Linked DNA regions of Homo sapiens: region 2 is linked to region 1. Evidence: chromatin loops called from intact Hi-C (ENCODE). Cell type or tissue: dorsolateral prefrontal cortex. All regions are shown on one strand.

Evidence for each region. Hi-C counts contacts between places; a loop is a spot of excess contacts. Peaks named below come from ENCODE experiments on the same cell type or tissue, not always from the same donor. Only the 100,000 strongest peaks of a DNase experiment are listed, where the experiment ranks them.
Region 2: it touches region 1 in a loop (5-fold over the local background); 53 of 110 quality-filtered maps call a loop at or near these places.

What each region holds. Positions count from the first base shown.
Region 1 is chr17:36,624,938-36,632,937 of GRCh38, forward strand. It overlaps a transcript of MRM1 not described here. Among named protein-coding and RNA genes, the nearest start is that of MRM1, 27 kb to the left of the region's middle. RefSeq lists an enhancer at 1,867-2,367. In dorsolateral prefrontal cortex, CTCF peaks have their summits at 1,127 (motif pointing right), 4,510 (motif pointing right) and 4,725; DNase peaks (open chromatin) are centred at 1,124 and 4,514.
Region 2 is chr17:37,217,348-37,225,347 of GRCh38, forward strand. ACACA (acetyl-CoA carboxylase alpha) reads right to left here. Exons shown (of 56, transcript NM_198834.3): 27 at 7,645-7,758; 28 at 6,165-6,254; 29 at 4,377-4,495. Among named protein-coding and RNA genes, the nearest start is that of SNORA90, 23 kb to the right of the region's middle. In dorsolateral prefrontal cortex, a CTCF peak has its summit at 3,415 (motif pointing left); a DNase peak (open chromatin) is centred at 3,394; H3K27ac peaks cover 554 bases.

The DNA.
Region 1 (8,000 bases):
TGCTAGGATGCTGACGTGAAGGAAGCTGGGGTGGGAACCAGAGCCCAGAGCTTCACCTCACCCCAAAGCTGCTTGAGTCAGGGAACCCACCTAGCTTGAAGTCTGGTGTGTAAAGGTAAGAAAAAGGCTTTGTAAAGTCTCCAGCGAGGTCAGAAGTGCTGCTCTTGTTAGTGAGTAACAATGTGCTGGAGGAGTGAGTTCCAGTAGGCTCCTCACCTCTGCTCTCTCTCCACCTGATATGCCTAAAATGTAAATCCTATCATGGCCTACCCCTGCTCAGAAACCTTCAATAACTCCCTATTGCCTCCACGATAAAGTACAGAGCATAATGGTCAACACTGTCCACAGTTGGCCCCAGTCTGGTTGTTTCTTCTTCTTTCTTCTCCTTCTCCTTCTCCTTCGCCTTCTTCTTCTTCCTCTTCCTCTTCTTTTTCTTCTTCCTCTTCGCTCTTCGTCTTCTTTCTTCCTCTTCCTCTTCTCCTCCTCCTCCTCCTTCTCCTTTTCTTCTTCTTCTCCTCCTCCTCCTTTTTTTTTTTTTTTTTTTTGAGAAAGAGTCTTACTCTGTCCAGGCTAGAGTGCAGTGACAAGATCTCGGCTCACTGCAAACTCCGCCTCCTGGGTTCAAATGATTCTCCTGCCTCAGCCTCCCGAGTAGCTGGGATTACAAGTGCCCACGACCACGCCTGGCTAATTTTTGTATTTTTAGTAGAGTTGGGGTTTCGCCATGTGGGTCAGGCTGGTCTTGAACTCCTGACCTCAAATGATCTGCCTGCCTTGGCCTCCCAAAGTGCTGGGATTACAGGTGTGAGCCACTGCACCCGGCCCCTTTTGGGCTTCTTGAAGTCCCTTTGCTGTACCCACCCAAATGATGCCCTGTTCCCCAAACTCCCACAACACCTGACAATCTGTAGGCTTTTATTGGATCAATTTCCATTTTCTGACATGCTTTCCCTCCCACTCCCTCCCCACAGCCACTTTCTGGGAGGCCCAGCTCAAATCTCATCACCCCCTAAAGCCTCCCCTGATGCTCCTAGTTCCTCCAGCCATGCCCCCCCGCCGACCCCCCAACCTGAATTCCCTCTGGTTGCACAGCTGTTCCTTGCGTCTGTGTCAGGTGCGTCCACCAGAGGGCGACAGACACTGCGGGCACAAGCAAAATGGCCCCAGGATTGGCTGCGTTTCCCCTCCCCGCCCCCGGACCCATCCTGCCTCTGCTATGCTGTCCCCTGGACTTCCAGCCTGGCATCCTCACCGCTGGACTTCAGGGCTGGAGGACTTGGGGACAGTGCATGTTGTGTCCCTTTTCTGCAGAGCTGCCATCCCTGAAGATTTGGGTGAAATGACAGAGCCAGCTGCTCTTGTTTGTGTAGTGCGTGAGTTTCCCAGTCACTGTTGACGTTCTGGGTCCCCAGGGCAGGGTTGAGTGGCTTTTTTTGTTTGTTTTGAGATGGAGTCTACCTCTGTTGCCAGGCTGGAGTGCAGTGGCGTGATCTCGGCTCACTGCAAACTCCACCTCCCGTGTTCAGGTGATTCTCTTGCCTCAGCCTCCTGACTAGCTGTGATTACAGGCGCCCACTACCACACCTGGCTAATTTTTGTATTTTCAGTAGAGATGGGTTTCACCATGTTGACAGGCTGATCTCGAACTCCTGACCTCAAGTGATCCGCCTGCCTCAGCCTCCCAAAGTGCTGGGATTAGAGGTGTGAGCTACTGCACCCAACTGAGTTGGCTCATTTTACAGATGGGGAAGCACACCTTGATCATGGCTCTGTCTTTCAGAGACTGGAAAGTCACAGGTGCAGAATGCTCTGGACAGACTAAGGCTTAGAGCAAATTTGCTGAGGGTGACGTGGCCTGTAAGGGGAAGGGTTGACACTCGAACCCAGGCCTTTCTGACTGCCGGGTGAGTGTGTTTTTCTCCACATCAGTTTTTCTGATTATTCAAGATGTAGGTTTAATTCTGTCATTGTCACAGCCCTGACTCTGAGGCAAATGTAAATGGTGCCCCAGGCCTCAGACCCCAGCCCCCAAATCCCCACATGCTGCGCATCTGCGGACAGTCTGAGCCACAGCTTTCTGTGAAATGGTCAGGTGATGCGTAGCCTCTTCCTCACAGGGTTATTGTAGGACAGAATGAGATGATGCCCGCAGAGACCCCTGTGCTCCAGGATGGACCCCCTGCGAACCTGGGCTGGGACATTTCCCCAGGGGCTCTTAGTCTGTCTCTTGGGGGCTGGGACGGGGAATGCAAACACCTGCAGGTCTCCTTCAGCCCCTTTTGGGGGAAAGAAAAGAGACCTGGGGTCTCCTTCCTCAGGATTCTCCAGCCCTTGCAGCTGCTGGAAGTGAGCGGGCTCCGTCACCATGGCAACGTGGCCCAGCCGCCTGCAGGGCCAGTCCTGTGCCAGCCGCCGTTGACCTCACTTAGGATGATTACCTTTCGGCAAATAAAATAATTGTGTTAATAAAGAGGCTGTTCGCCTCTCATTCCCCATCCCGCTTTGCCTGTTTCCCATCCCTATCCGGTGGAAAGAGGATTCTCTCCACCTGGTTACCCCTGGCCTGTGGGATGCCTTACTCTTAAATTGTTGACGAGACCCTGACTGGGTTATAATCTTGGCCAATATTAATCGTGTCCCACCATTCCCTTCTTGCCTTCTGCCTCCTTGCCCTGGTGTCTCTTTTGAAGTTGTACAATTGAGATTATACTACTCATCCTGTCTTCTTTGGACACTGTTTTTTTTTTTTTTTTTTTTTTTTGAGACCAGCTTGGTCACTGAAGCTGGAGTGCAGTGGTGCAATCTTGGCTCACACAACCTGCGCCTCCTGGATTCAAGCAATTCTCCTGCCTCAGCCTCCCGAGTAGCTGGGATTACAGGCACACGCCACCACGCCCAGCTGATTTTTTTGTATTTTTAGTAGAGATAGGGTATCGCCATGTTGGCCAGGCTGGTCTTGAAATCCTGACCTCAAGTGATCTGCCCACCTCAGCCTCTCAAAGTGTTGGGATTACAGGTGTGAGCCACTGCGCCCAGCCTGGACATATTTTTGAACATCAACAGGGCCTCCCTAGCTGTTATAGTAATAAGTTCTATTTTTTGAGGGCCTACTGTGTTTTATACTCTTTATGAATGCCTTTGCAAATGCCCTCTCTCTAATCCCTTTAACAATTGTGCAAGTCAGGAGCTTCAATACCATTTTACTGAGAGAGAAAATGTGTATGTATATATTTTGAGTCTGGGTCCCCCTATGTTGCTCAGGCTGGTCTCAAACTCCTGGCCTCAAGCAATCCTCTGGCCTTGGCCTCTCAAAGTGCTAGGATTATAGGCACGAGCCACTGCACCTGGCCAAAATGTATGTTTTGGCAGGGCTAGAAACATGTGTTGGTTCAGCTCCTGGATTGCAGAACAGGCTTCTCTAACTGTGCCTGGGAACATTCAGTTCAGCTGCAGGCAGATACACACTTGCCATGGGCTCAAAACTGGGCTGGGCTTCCGGAGGGGAAGAAGAGAGAAACAGAGACCCTAGGAAGCTCCGAGTCATGGATCAGGTGGGTGGGAGTAGATGGATATAACCATGGAAAATGGACATGCAGGATGCAGTGTGAGATGCAAGGTGCAGTGTGGCCAGTGCTCCGAGACCAAGAGAATGATGGAGACCCTGTGCCAGGTGCTGCAGAAGCGGACCCCCAGAGAGACACTGACTCAGCGATGGAGGCCCTGAGAGAGATGAGGAGGATGAGACTGGCAGTTACTGAGCCTCTGATAAGCAGCTGACACTTTGCTGAGTGCTTCAAACTTGTTATTTCACACAATGCTCATCACAACCCCATTTTACAGATGGGGAAAGTAAGGCTTAGAAATTTCAAGTGAATTTCTCAAGGTTACACAGCTCATGTAGAGCCAGGATTCAAACCCAGATCAGCCTGACCTCCCTGCCTGGACTTAGTGGTCTTTTGACTCCATCAGGCTGATCAAGGATGGAGAGAGAGAGAGAGGAGAGTGAGTGAGAGAGAGAAAGAGAGAGAGAGAGACCCATGAAACAGATTGAGCAAGGCATGGAGTGCAGGCTTCATGCACACGGTGGGGCCTCTTCTGGGTCTGACAATGCCTTAGCCCCTGTTCTTTGAGGCTCTTGTTTAAGATTTGCCAAAAAGAGGTCACCCAAATTATGGCCGATTTAGAAAGTTTACTTTTCACCAGTGCACACAAAATAGTGCAAAGAGATTAGGCTCTTCGAAAGGTCATTTTAAGCCTTTCAAATAGTGACAGGGCCCTGCAGGCAGTGTCATCCTACATTCTCACACTGCAAGGGGACTGCCCTCGCTGGATTCTAGGGTCTCTCCCATGACTGGAGGAAAAGTGTCATCTGGACACTATGTCAGAAGTCTAGATTTGGCGCCCTCTGTGAGTCTGAGGGCGTCTCCCCTTCTGCACCCGGCCACCCCCATGAGAGGTCCTGCCAAGTGGGTGAGCTGCGGCGGCAGGCAGGGGTGCAGTGCCCATCATTCACACTAGATGGCGCTCTGACATTGGACAATCCTCTGAGCATGTGGCTGCCTAGTGGCCAGAGGGCAGGGCTGGATGGCTTTGAGGGGAGGCTGGTCTCACTGGACCTGACACCCCGACCTAGGGTAGGCCAAGGGGCGCCGGAGATGTCAGAAGCCAGGCTGGGGACCAGGAACTCTGCTCCTCCACCCGTGACTCCTGGTCATTCTTGGGTCGGGGCTGAAAGCGGGGCAGTGGGAGGAGCAGAGGGACCAGAGGGCAGCTGGAGGGGAGGGATGGGGTGGGGGGGGGCACATCAGCAGGCCCTGGTGGGGCAGCCCGGCACCCCTCAGCCAGTTAAGGGCCTGGGGAAGGTTGTCCTCTCATTGACCACTAAAGCCTAGGGCTGTAGACCTGGGGTCTCCCAGGAGTGGTTTGGCCATCTGCCTTGCCCTTGGACAAGGGGGCTGGGTAAGAGGCATGGGGGCTTGTTTACAATGCCTGCAGCTGGTAGGAAAGGAAGCCTTGGCAGATGTGACTGAAGGATCAGCTTTGCTTGGAGAGCAAGACCCAGGCACAGGACCTAAAGGCCTCAGGTTTGTGTCCCTGTTTAGGCATGTGACCTTGGGCAAGCCACTAAGACCTCTGCTTCCTAATCGTTTCTGCTTTCAGAGTTGGGAACCTTGAATGAGATCATGCACACAAAGGCACTCAGCACACCAAATGCAGGGCATCCCTCCTGTCCTGCCAGTTTGCGGAAGTGGCATCTTGCATTATTTCCCTGCCTGCAGGCCCAGTAAACACTCAGTGCTGTTGAGTGATTGGTGCCTGGGGGTGGAGGCAGCTGGAATTGGCAGTGTTCCAAAAGGGGCCTCCAAACCTTGTACTTGGGGGAGTATCCTTGAGAGACCCCGTCCTCAGATGTCCACATTTTCCCTGTTTGGAAATGCATGCCTTGGAGCTGGGCCTGACTGCTCCGCTTGCCCGCTCTTTGTCTCGTCCGTTGTCTGGGGCTCTGCGGGATCTAGAGAGAAAGAAAGGAAATCCCCAGCACTTGCTTGTGGGACAAGAAAGCAGAGGGGTGGGCTTTTCAGGGGACCTCTTCTCCAGCAGTCTGCTTGCCTACTTCCCTCACATCTGGTGCCAGGGGCGGAAACTGAGGCAAGGGAGAACCTTAAGGACAAACTACAAATCCCTGAATGCTAATAGGGATAGGAGAGTGAGGTGGTGAATTGACTTCCCGGTCCCATTGCAGGGACTGAGGGGGTCTGTAACCCTCGACTCCTGGGGGAGAGGTCTCGAATGGTTCGCTAGAGACATTCGAGGAGTTAGGAGATGGGCAGGGAAAGGTCTGGGAGGAGGAAGTTGAGGGTAAGGGCATTGGGGGCAGATTTATTTGGTTAACAAATGTTCCACAAACGCTCAGTGAGAACCTCATGTGGGCTAGGCACTGGTCTAGGTGCTGGGACTCGGGGGCCCAGGTGAATAAGCTTCCCGTCCTGGGCGAGTTTCCTGGAGTAAAAATCAGGCTGGCTGGGGCTTAACTCTATGTGGCTGCCCCATATCATCTAACACCTCTAAGTCCCAGTTTCATCATCTGTAAGATGGGAATAATAACAATGTCTCCCCCACGGGATGACCATGAATGTTAGATGCATGGAAGGTGCTTAGCACCCAGCTCCTGCATTTAACAAACGTGAACGGAGGTGGAGTTTGTCAGTATTATTGTGATCAAAGCTCTGGAGACTGTGACCTTGAGCAGATTGCTCACCCTCTTTGAACCTTGGGTTCCTTATCTGAGAAATGGGTTCATGACATCTGCCCTGCCTGTTACCACGGGACCCTGTTGTTAAACCAACTGAGATAATGCATGGGAGCACAGGGGATCTGTAAACTACATCACACACAGAGGGGAATGGTCCATTTAAATGATTTGGGGTACACATGTGTGCATGTATTTGTGCACATGTGTGCATGTGTGCACCACTATCAGAGACCCCAGCATTTGTGCTCCATCTTTCCTGCGGGTTTGTGTCCCTGTTTAGGCATGTGACCTTGGGCAAGTCACTAAGACCTCTGCTTCCTTTTGTGAAAGGGGCTAATCATGTCTGCTTTCAGAGTTGGGAACCTTGAATGAGATCACACACACAAAGGCACTCAGCACACCAAACGCGGGGCATCCCTCCTGTCCTGCCAGTTTGCAGGCCGTCTGAGCTCAGGTAAGCTGTCAGATGGATGGATATATGGTATCCTGGCAGTTCATGTTAGGAGTCTGTCCCTGGAGCCCTGGGGCTGGAACTGAGGTGCTGGCAGAGGTGTGGAGATGAGGGCCAGGCTGAGAGTTGCAGCATTTCTCCAAAGACCTTAGGGAAGTGAAGAAATAAATCTTTCTCAGAGATGGAGATGGGATCAACCCTTCCCCCTACCTCAACTCTGGGCTGGGCAAGGTTGTCTGCAGAGGTTGGGGGTCCTTGCTCCCCTCTTCCAACATCCTCTTCTCCATGCACCTCTCCACAACTGACCCCTTTCCTGTTAGTCTTAATTCCTGCTGCCAAGCTACAGAACAACCCAGGGAAAAATAACCACACCTGGGTAATTTTTGTGTTTTTAGTAGAGACGGAGTTTTGCTATGTTGGCCAGGCTGGTCTCGAACTCTTGACCTCAGGTGATCCGCCCGCCTTGGCCTCTCAAAGTGCTGGGATTACAGCTCCACACCTGGCCTGTTCTAGAGGTTTTTGATGTGCCCCTCCTGGCTCCTGGTACCTGCTTACCTGCATGAATACTTGTTAGTGCCCAGGGCTCCCCAGCCCCATCTCCCCAACCAGCTGACTGAGGGGTGGAGCCAGGCAGGGTGCAGCTTGGGCCTGAGGATGAAGAAGCAAAGAGCCAGGAGAGCCAGCTCCCGGCCATATACCCATTTCTAACCTCTCTTCCCCAGGAAAGGGGCAGTAGGAAGCAGTGTGGTGGAGTGGAAAGAGAGTGGGTGTTGGACTTGGCCAGGCTGGGTTCAAATCCTCACTAGCTGGGGGTGTCTGGGGCAAGATGGGATGGTAAGAGGACCTAGCCTGTGGGGTGGGCATGCAACCTTCATGGGATAATCTGTGTCAGGTGCCTCCAACTGTGAGTCCAAGCCTGTCCAAGTCTCAGTTAACGAGGATTTGGGCAATTTTGTGCTCCCCCCCACTGCCATCTCCCCACCCCAATTCTTTCTCAGCTCATTGATTGATTGATTGGGTGAAAGGATCATGGAGAGGATGCCATCCAGTTGGAGATATGGTGTGAGCTGAAAATCCCAGAGTAAATGTCCTTTCCAGGACAGCAGAGACGAAAAGAGCTTTTCTGGCTGGGAGATTCCAAGAAGGCTTTGTGAAGAAGGAGCAGCATTAACCCGAGTTTCTCAGTGGGCTCAGACTTACAGGTGGAGAAGGGAAGGGGATGCGGTGGGAGGAATGGCATGGGCAAAGGCCTTCAGTGAGAAAGCTGGGCACACAGCCGTAAAATGGCTGTGAATA
Region 2 (8,000 bases), 590 kb after region 1:
TAAGACACTTCTAACGATGTGCTGGACAAATTTTGTCTACTTCAAAAACACCTAGCTAGGAATGTGAAGACCAAGTGCAAGGAAAGAAAACACAAAAAATTGGTTAAACAAAATACTGTGGCTCATGCCTGTAATCCCAGCACTTTGGGAGGCCGAGGTGGATGGATCACAAGGTAATGAGATCGAGACCATCCTGGCTAACACGGTGAAACCCCGTCTCTATTAAAAATACAAAAAATTAGCCGGGCATCATGGCAGGCACCTGTAGTCCCAGCTACTCGGGAGGCTGAGGCAGGATAATCGCTTGAACCCAGGAGGCAGAGCTTGCAGTGAGCCCAGATCGCGCCACTGCACTCCAGCCTGGGCGACAGAGTGAGACTCCATCTCAAAAAAAAAAAAAAAAAAAAAAAAAAAAAACAACCTGTTTTCTCCCCCAATAATTTTTGGTCTGTACTAGGTATGGTGGCACATGCCTGTAGTCCCAGCTACTTGAGAGGCTGAAGCAGGAGAATTATTTGAGACCAGCCTGGGAACATGACAAGACCCCATCTCTATGGGAGGGGAAAAAAAAATTGGTTTGTTAACCTCAATTGGGAAAAATATAAAATTCTGTTTTATATTGATAAGTAAAATATGTATGATTCATATACCTTTTCTTTATTCTCACTGATTTTTAAAGCATGCATAAAATATTGTAGTGTAACATCTATAATATCAACTGTGAATAATTCCTGTAACTACTAAGAATAAGCAACATAAGAATAATAATTTTTCCTCTCTCCACGGGCACTACCAGTAACAAAAAAAAAAAAAAAAAAAAGAGGGCTCAGTGTGACTGTCCTAATTAATTTTTGGTCTAAGTTGAACTGTCTAATATAGCAGCCATTAGCCACATGCAGCTAGGGTAGTACTTGAAATACGGCTAGTTTATATTGAGATATGCTGTAAGTATAGAATACGTGCTAAATTTCAAAGATACAGTATGAATAAAAGAAAAAATATTAACAATTGTTATTACATATTGAAATGGTATTTTGGATATAATGGGTTAAATAAGATGTTATTTGAATTAATTTTATCTGTTTCTTTTTACTTTTAAATGTGGCCAATAGAAAATTTTAAATAGCATGTAGCTTGTATTATATTTCTATTTGACAGTACTGGTTTAGAAGTAGTAACTGTCAATTATAGCTGTTCATCAGAGTTCAGAGGAGCTTTTCAAAGTGGTCACCTGGACTCTAATCCAAAATGAATCGGGTCTTGAAAGTCAGGACTCCAATATGTGTATTTTCAAATTACCCCTCAGATAATTTTGAGAATCATTAATCTAGAGGTTAGTGGACATAACTGAGCCTTACAGGACAGAGTGGAACAAATATTGGTAGCCCTCTGTAACTTCTTTCTGTAGAATGAGAAACAATATGCTTTTCGCCTGCTTGATCAAAACAATAACATACAAAAAAAGTACTGGAGTTAGAAAAAGAAGAAAAGTACTTGGCTCAAAACTAGCTAAATCTAAAAGAGCTTAGATTTCTGTTTAAGATGAGCAGGCCTATTGTATAATAAAGACTTTGGCCATTGTCTCTGGTTCCTGGAAGAGAGACTAAATCCTTATAATTTCCCAAGTAATAGGAGTGTCATTGTTATTTTAAGTCCCTTGGATCACACCTGAGTTTATGCTAAGAGATGAGATGACTCAGGAGGGGAGCTGGTCACTAGAAAGACCAACTGTGTGATTAGAAGGTTGAGGGCTTTCAGCCAGCCAGACCTCTGGGAGGGGAGATTGAGTTTAATCACGTAGGCTATGATTTAATCAAGCATGCCTACGTAATGAAGCCCTGATTTTAAAATACTCTGGACACTGAAGGTCAATGGAGCTTCTTGGTTGGTGAACACATGGATGTGCTGAGAGGGTTGATAAACTCTGATTCCACAGGGAACAAACTGGGAAGCTCTGTGTTTGAGACCATCCCACACTTCACCCTAAGCGTCTCGTGCTTTTGGCTGATCCTGACAATAAAACTGTAGTGCTTGAACTCTGTGAGTTGTTCTGAGGGAATTATCAAACTGAGAAAATTGAGGGGACCCTCAAATTTGTAGCCAGTTGGTCAGAAGTGCAAGTGGCCAGGGGACCCCACTTATGGCCCCATCTGAAGTAGGGACAATTTGGTGGTGGACTGAGCCCTTAGCCTGTGGCATCTGATCTAACTTCAGATGGCTAGTGTCAGAATTCAATTGCAGTACACCAGCTGGTGTCATAATAAGGTTATAAATCCAAATTTTAACAAAAACATTTGGGGGAAAAATATATTTTATATATATAAAAAACATATTTTTCATATATATTATATATATAAAAAACACATTTTTCATATATTATAATATATTATGTATATAATCTTATAAAACTAAATTCAAGTAGTAAATCTGCAATAACTGAACAAGCTATACTCTGAAACTGAATACATCATTTTATGATCAAACCTGATCATTTGATCCTAAACAGAACTTTAGATCAAAAAAAAAATTAAAGAAATTTTAACATTTTTCTGGTTTTCACAAAGATGATTTTATTTTTCCTTTTTATTTTGCAATTATCTTCACCTTCACAGTTATACCAATAATAATGATGACAATAACAATAATAATCCAGCAGGTTTAGAATTACACTGACAACCAAGGGAGACTTCAGGGAGATTACAGGATTACTGTTATGTTCAAGTCTGATCTTTATCTACAGGCATGTCCAGATGTTGGGAGGGACTGGCATATAAGTTTTGTAACCACATTGAACTAACCAAGATTCATACTCTTGACATAGAAAGGTGAATAAGATTTCTTAACAAAGCAGTCAAGAAGAATTTCTCTCATTTTTCAGCCAACATTCCCTCACCAAACTGGACATATCCTCAAATAAAAAAAAGTAGGACAGGGAGAACAATTAAGAGAGACAAGGAGAGTGATGAGGAGGGAAGGAAATCAGAAGCAGCCCTGCAGCCTGACTACAAATCACTGCCCAAAGGGAAGCAGGAAAAAGCAGGAAGAAAAGGAGAACTGCCCTGAGAATTACAAAGAGCATTAAGTATAGCGTGTAGTTCTCTACAATTATTCAAGGAATGCAGGAAAAGAAAGAAGACTGAGTGCTGTGCCTATGTGTGCCATGAGTACTTCGCCGCTCACTGAAGGACAACCATTCGTTTCTAGAAAATGAGATTCTGAAATCCATGGAGGCAAAAATGTACCGAGAGATGCTTGCTAAATCAAGGATATATGCTTTTCTCTGCCAGCCATAAGGTATTTTTGAGGTAGAGAAGTGAAAGGATATTCTGAGACAAAGAAGAGAGGTACTTTTTCTGAAGATGCCTCTGCTCATCTGCCGACCTCTGCTGGATCAACAGTGGCATCCAGTGGCCAAAAGTCTCAGCACAGACTTCTTTGTCTCCAGAAAGGGTTTCTATTGCTTTGGGTGAAGTGGCAATTTAGAACAAAACCATTTCTGGTGTCTATAACTAAGGTTCCCAAAAGACACAGTACTTTGTAATACCAAGTGAAGAACCAAAGGCCATAAAGAAGAAATGGAGAGGGGCAGGTTAAGATTGGCTGTGGTATTTATATTTCCTGTGGTATTACTAAAAAGAATGAAAGTACAGGAGGGGATGAACCTATGTGTGGGTGGAATTCCTAGATTTTCATTGCCTTAGAATACTTTTTAAAAGATAGTCTATAAGATAAAGTATTTTCATTTTAAAACAAAAGCAATTCTGAAACAAAAACGTCCATATGTACATTTTATTTTTTAAAAGACAGGAAGGGACAAATAATGTAATTATCATGGCTTAATTCAGTAATTTATTTGAGATTAAGAAGTTTGGTTCTGCAATGTAATTTTTAAAAACTGATTGAATTTCAACTGCTAAATTCAGGTGGTCTGTTTTAGGGAGATAATGAAACTGGCTCAGATATAACCTCAACCCATAGCAAACATATAGAAAAGAAAAGCATTCCACCCAAAGTATTTTTTTGGTCTAATTGCTGATTTAAATTGTTAAAAAGAGTGATTTTTCTGGCAAAGTTCTAGCAAGTAAAATGCTAGTAAATTCTTTCTAATTTTTTAAAAAAGAAACTATTTCCTCAGTGACATAATACAAGCAAGAATGAATGGAGTAATCCTAAACTTTCATCTTACTTAGACCATAATTTTTCTCTTTAGATCAAAGAAGTGGGCACCAAAAGGCTCTTCTCTTTTGGTTCATATTGTTCATTTTTTGCCCTACATTTCTAACTAAAAAAACATGGAATTGTCATACACATTACTCCCCTTGATTCTCATGGTATACCTCTGGCTGGCTCGGGTGCACATACCACCTCAAACTCACCTGTTTGGATGAGATGTGGGCAGCATGAACTGGAATTCCACCACACAGGTGTTGTCCTTAAGCTGGCGGTGTTGTACGCTGTTAAGTTCATAGGCAATATAAGCCCTTCGAACATACACCTGGTTCAAAAGAAACCCTCAGTAAATAAATTTCAAAAACAGAAATTAAGAAAATAGCCCAGAAAAAGAGTCTTGAAACGAGGTATCTGAGGCAGAAGGTGCTCTGTGGGGAGAGAAGTCCCAAGGCCCTATGTATACGTACATATATTGCTTTAATTAATAAAGCTGGAGTCTTAATACTATAACCATGACTACTAATGAAAACAAAACTAGGCTGCCTCTGCTGGACACCTATGTGCACTGTAAACCTTCTTCCACACTAACCTAAACCCTGGAGAAGGTTTAATCTTTAGCAAAAGACAGCATATAGAACTACAACTATTAATCTATTAAGCATGATCATTTCAACAGAAGATTAAGCAGTGAGAAAAATGAGAGGTGCTGATTTTGAGCCACTTACAGAGTGAAAATAGAAGACACAAGCAATCACAGTACAGTTCAACTCTTTTACTATCTCATGTCTTTGTCTTGCGTCCTCCCCGACTTCCCCACCCGCTCAAAATCAGTTTTCAGCAAACTCTGATCAAAAGCAGTAAGGCATAAGCAGTAAGACATAATTTGACATATAATATCTCAAATACTTGAACTTGACTCAAGAGTTAAAGGAACAGCAATGAAATAAAATAAAAATAAATATAAATTAAAAAAAGAAACAGCAATAGGCTACATCTCTGCAAAAACTGTCAGTCCAACCTCACACATTTCACAGCAAATTTGCCATGCACATAAAATGCTACCTGAGATTCTATGGCACGGGAAGTATATAAGGAAGCTTCTCATTAAATGACATAAAAACACTACAAAACACTTAAATGTTTTAAAACTTTTGGCATTTACTGAGTAGGATAATTTACACTCTACCACAGAGTACAAATAAAAAGTAACACAAAAGAGCTGGCAACAGACTACCGTGATGTTACATTACATAAAATCATCTAAAACACTCTTTTTCCCCATCTTCAAAAAACAACTATTTGGCAACTTTACAGTGGTATTCAGGGCCTGCAATTTTTGTGCTTAATGAGGTAGTGTGCTGTAGCGGAAACAGAAGTCTTTGGAGTCAGATTAGCCTGAGTTCAAATGCAAACTCTTCCACTTATTATCTATGTGATTTTGGACAAATCACTTAACCTCTCAGAGTCTCACTTTCTTCTTACTTCCTAAAGTAACTGTAGGATTAAATGAGAAAGATAAAATACCTAAAACACAGTTCATTAAATGCTATTACTTTCTTTCCTTTGAGGAAGTATTTCATAAGAGCTGCTTGACAATCCAAACATAACTAAAATCAATTTTAATTTGGCCCAAATCACACAATGGTAAGATGACACATGCTCTGATCAGCCATATATTTTCGCTTTTTGTGTTACAAGGAATCCTAATTCATTATGAAATGGGAGAATTCAAATACCTGGAAAATAGAAACTACTGAAAAATGCTGGCAGCTATTTTCCTGTGATTGGAACCTAGAAGCTGGTGATGAGTTCAGATGAAACACTTGAGTAAAGTATCTGAGTAAGCACATACTGTTTCAGAGGAAAAGAGACTAACTACCCTTAAGAACCAACCTTAAGGCCAGAGAACTAGAACTGACATGGCAGCCAAATAGACAGAAGAAACCAGCTAGAAACAAAGGAAAAGGTCATGTCCCATTACCATAAATACTTACCTCCAGAGCTGCCATCCTCACTACTTGGTTGCTGTGATAGAAGAAGTTTGGTAGGACATCAAAAATAGATGTTTCTGATAGGATGAGTTTCTAGAAGATACAAAGACAGGCTTAAGCCTTACATCAAAAGGAGAACAATTTCAATGGACACTATTTGGCATTTGAAGCATTTAGTGAAACCTAAGAATTTTGTCTCTGAATGCCATAATCTCTCTGTGCCTCAGCTTCCTGAGCTACAAAATGGAGAAAATAAAATACCTATCCTCATAGGGCTGTTGTATTATATGAGTAAATACATGTAAAATTCTTGGAATACTGAATTAACAATGCATTATTTGTATGCTAATATAAGTGTTTATGACTGTTATTCTTTTCTGACATTTATCTGAACTCTCTAAATATTGTCTTCACCAGGCATGGTGGCTCACACCTATAATCCCAGCACTTTAGGAGGCCAAGGCGGGCAGATCACTTGAGGTCAGGAGTTCGAGACCAGCCTGGCCAACATGGCGAAACCCTGTCTCTGTTAAAAATACAAAAATTAGCCAGGCGTGGTAGTGAGTGCCTGTAATCCCAGCTACTCTGGAGGCCAAGGCACAAGAATCGCTTGAACTCAGGAGGTGGAGGTTGCAGTGAGCCGAGATTATGCCACTGCACTCCAGCCTGGGCAACAGAGTGAGACTCTGTCTCAGAAAAATTAAATAAAATAAATATTGTCTCAATACTCCACTATGGTAAACCCTAGATTTGAACTCCAGTTGAAACCCTAGATTTCAGCTATTAACCAAATAAGAAAAAACATCCTTTTTTCCCCTCTAGATTCCCCAGGAAGAAATGTTACAGAAAGTCTAAAGATTCCCCTGGGCCAGATATAACAATGGTATCCTTGTTTCCAGGTAGAAAAATATAAAGTCATTCCTGAGAAGATAACATTTAAAAAATAATTGCGGTGGTCCTTCTGATTAGTAGTAAAATTAGACAATAATCTCTTAAAAACGGGCTTCTTATAAAGCTTAATAATAAGCATTAACATAAAATTAAAATTAAATGATACTTAAATAGCTTTGTCTCCAGAAGAGTAACAACTACCTATGTATACATCTGATTCAAATATCATAAATCATCAGAGAAATGTGTGTGTGTATATATATATATATATCAGAAATCAACCAGCCTTGTCATTTAATTCTGGCCTAGAATACTTTCTAGGTAAAGTACAAAGATAAAGACTTCAATAGGACACTTCTATCAAGGCAGGCCTATTTGATTTTTAAGCTAAACCACAATTCTAACAGCATTTGTATGAAAAAAATATTCATAAGTATAAATCATTTTAGAAAGTCAAGATATGAAACTCCATTATATGGAAAATCAAAATTAATTAATTAAGTGACTAATTACTTAAACTATGCTTGAGAATAAAGGAGGTAAGAGTCCAGATAGGCAGGAAAGGGTTATATATATATATATATATATATACCTGCAGGTTCTCAATGCAAAATTGATGTCCATACATGTCAATAGCTGATAGGAAGATAGACTCTACTTGGTTATGGCGAAGCTCATATGATGGCAAATGGGAGGCAATAAGAACCTAGAGTGAGAACAAAATAGGAGGCACACATTCCTCGGAGTGATTATTCTAGACTCCTATTAGGCAGCTCTGATACAAAAGCAATAAATATAAATCTGTAAGTGCAGGCATCACAGATAAAACAGAGACCAAGTAAAACAACTTCTAGGTCCTGTAACATAAAGCCAGTGCCACCAAATACTGAATCTCAGTTGACTCTCACCATGATTTGCATTGTGGCCAATTTCCCATGGTGGGTAGGG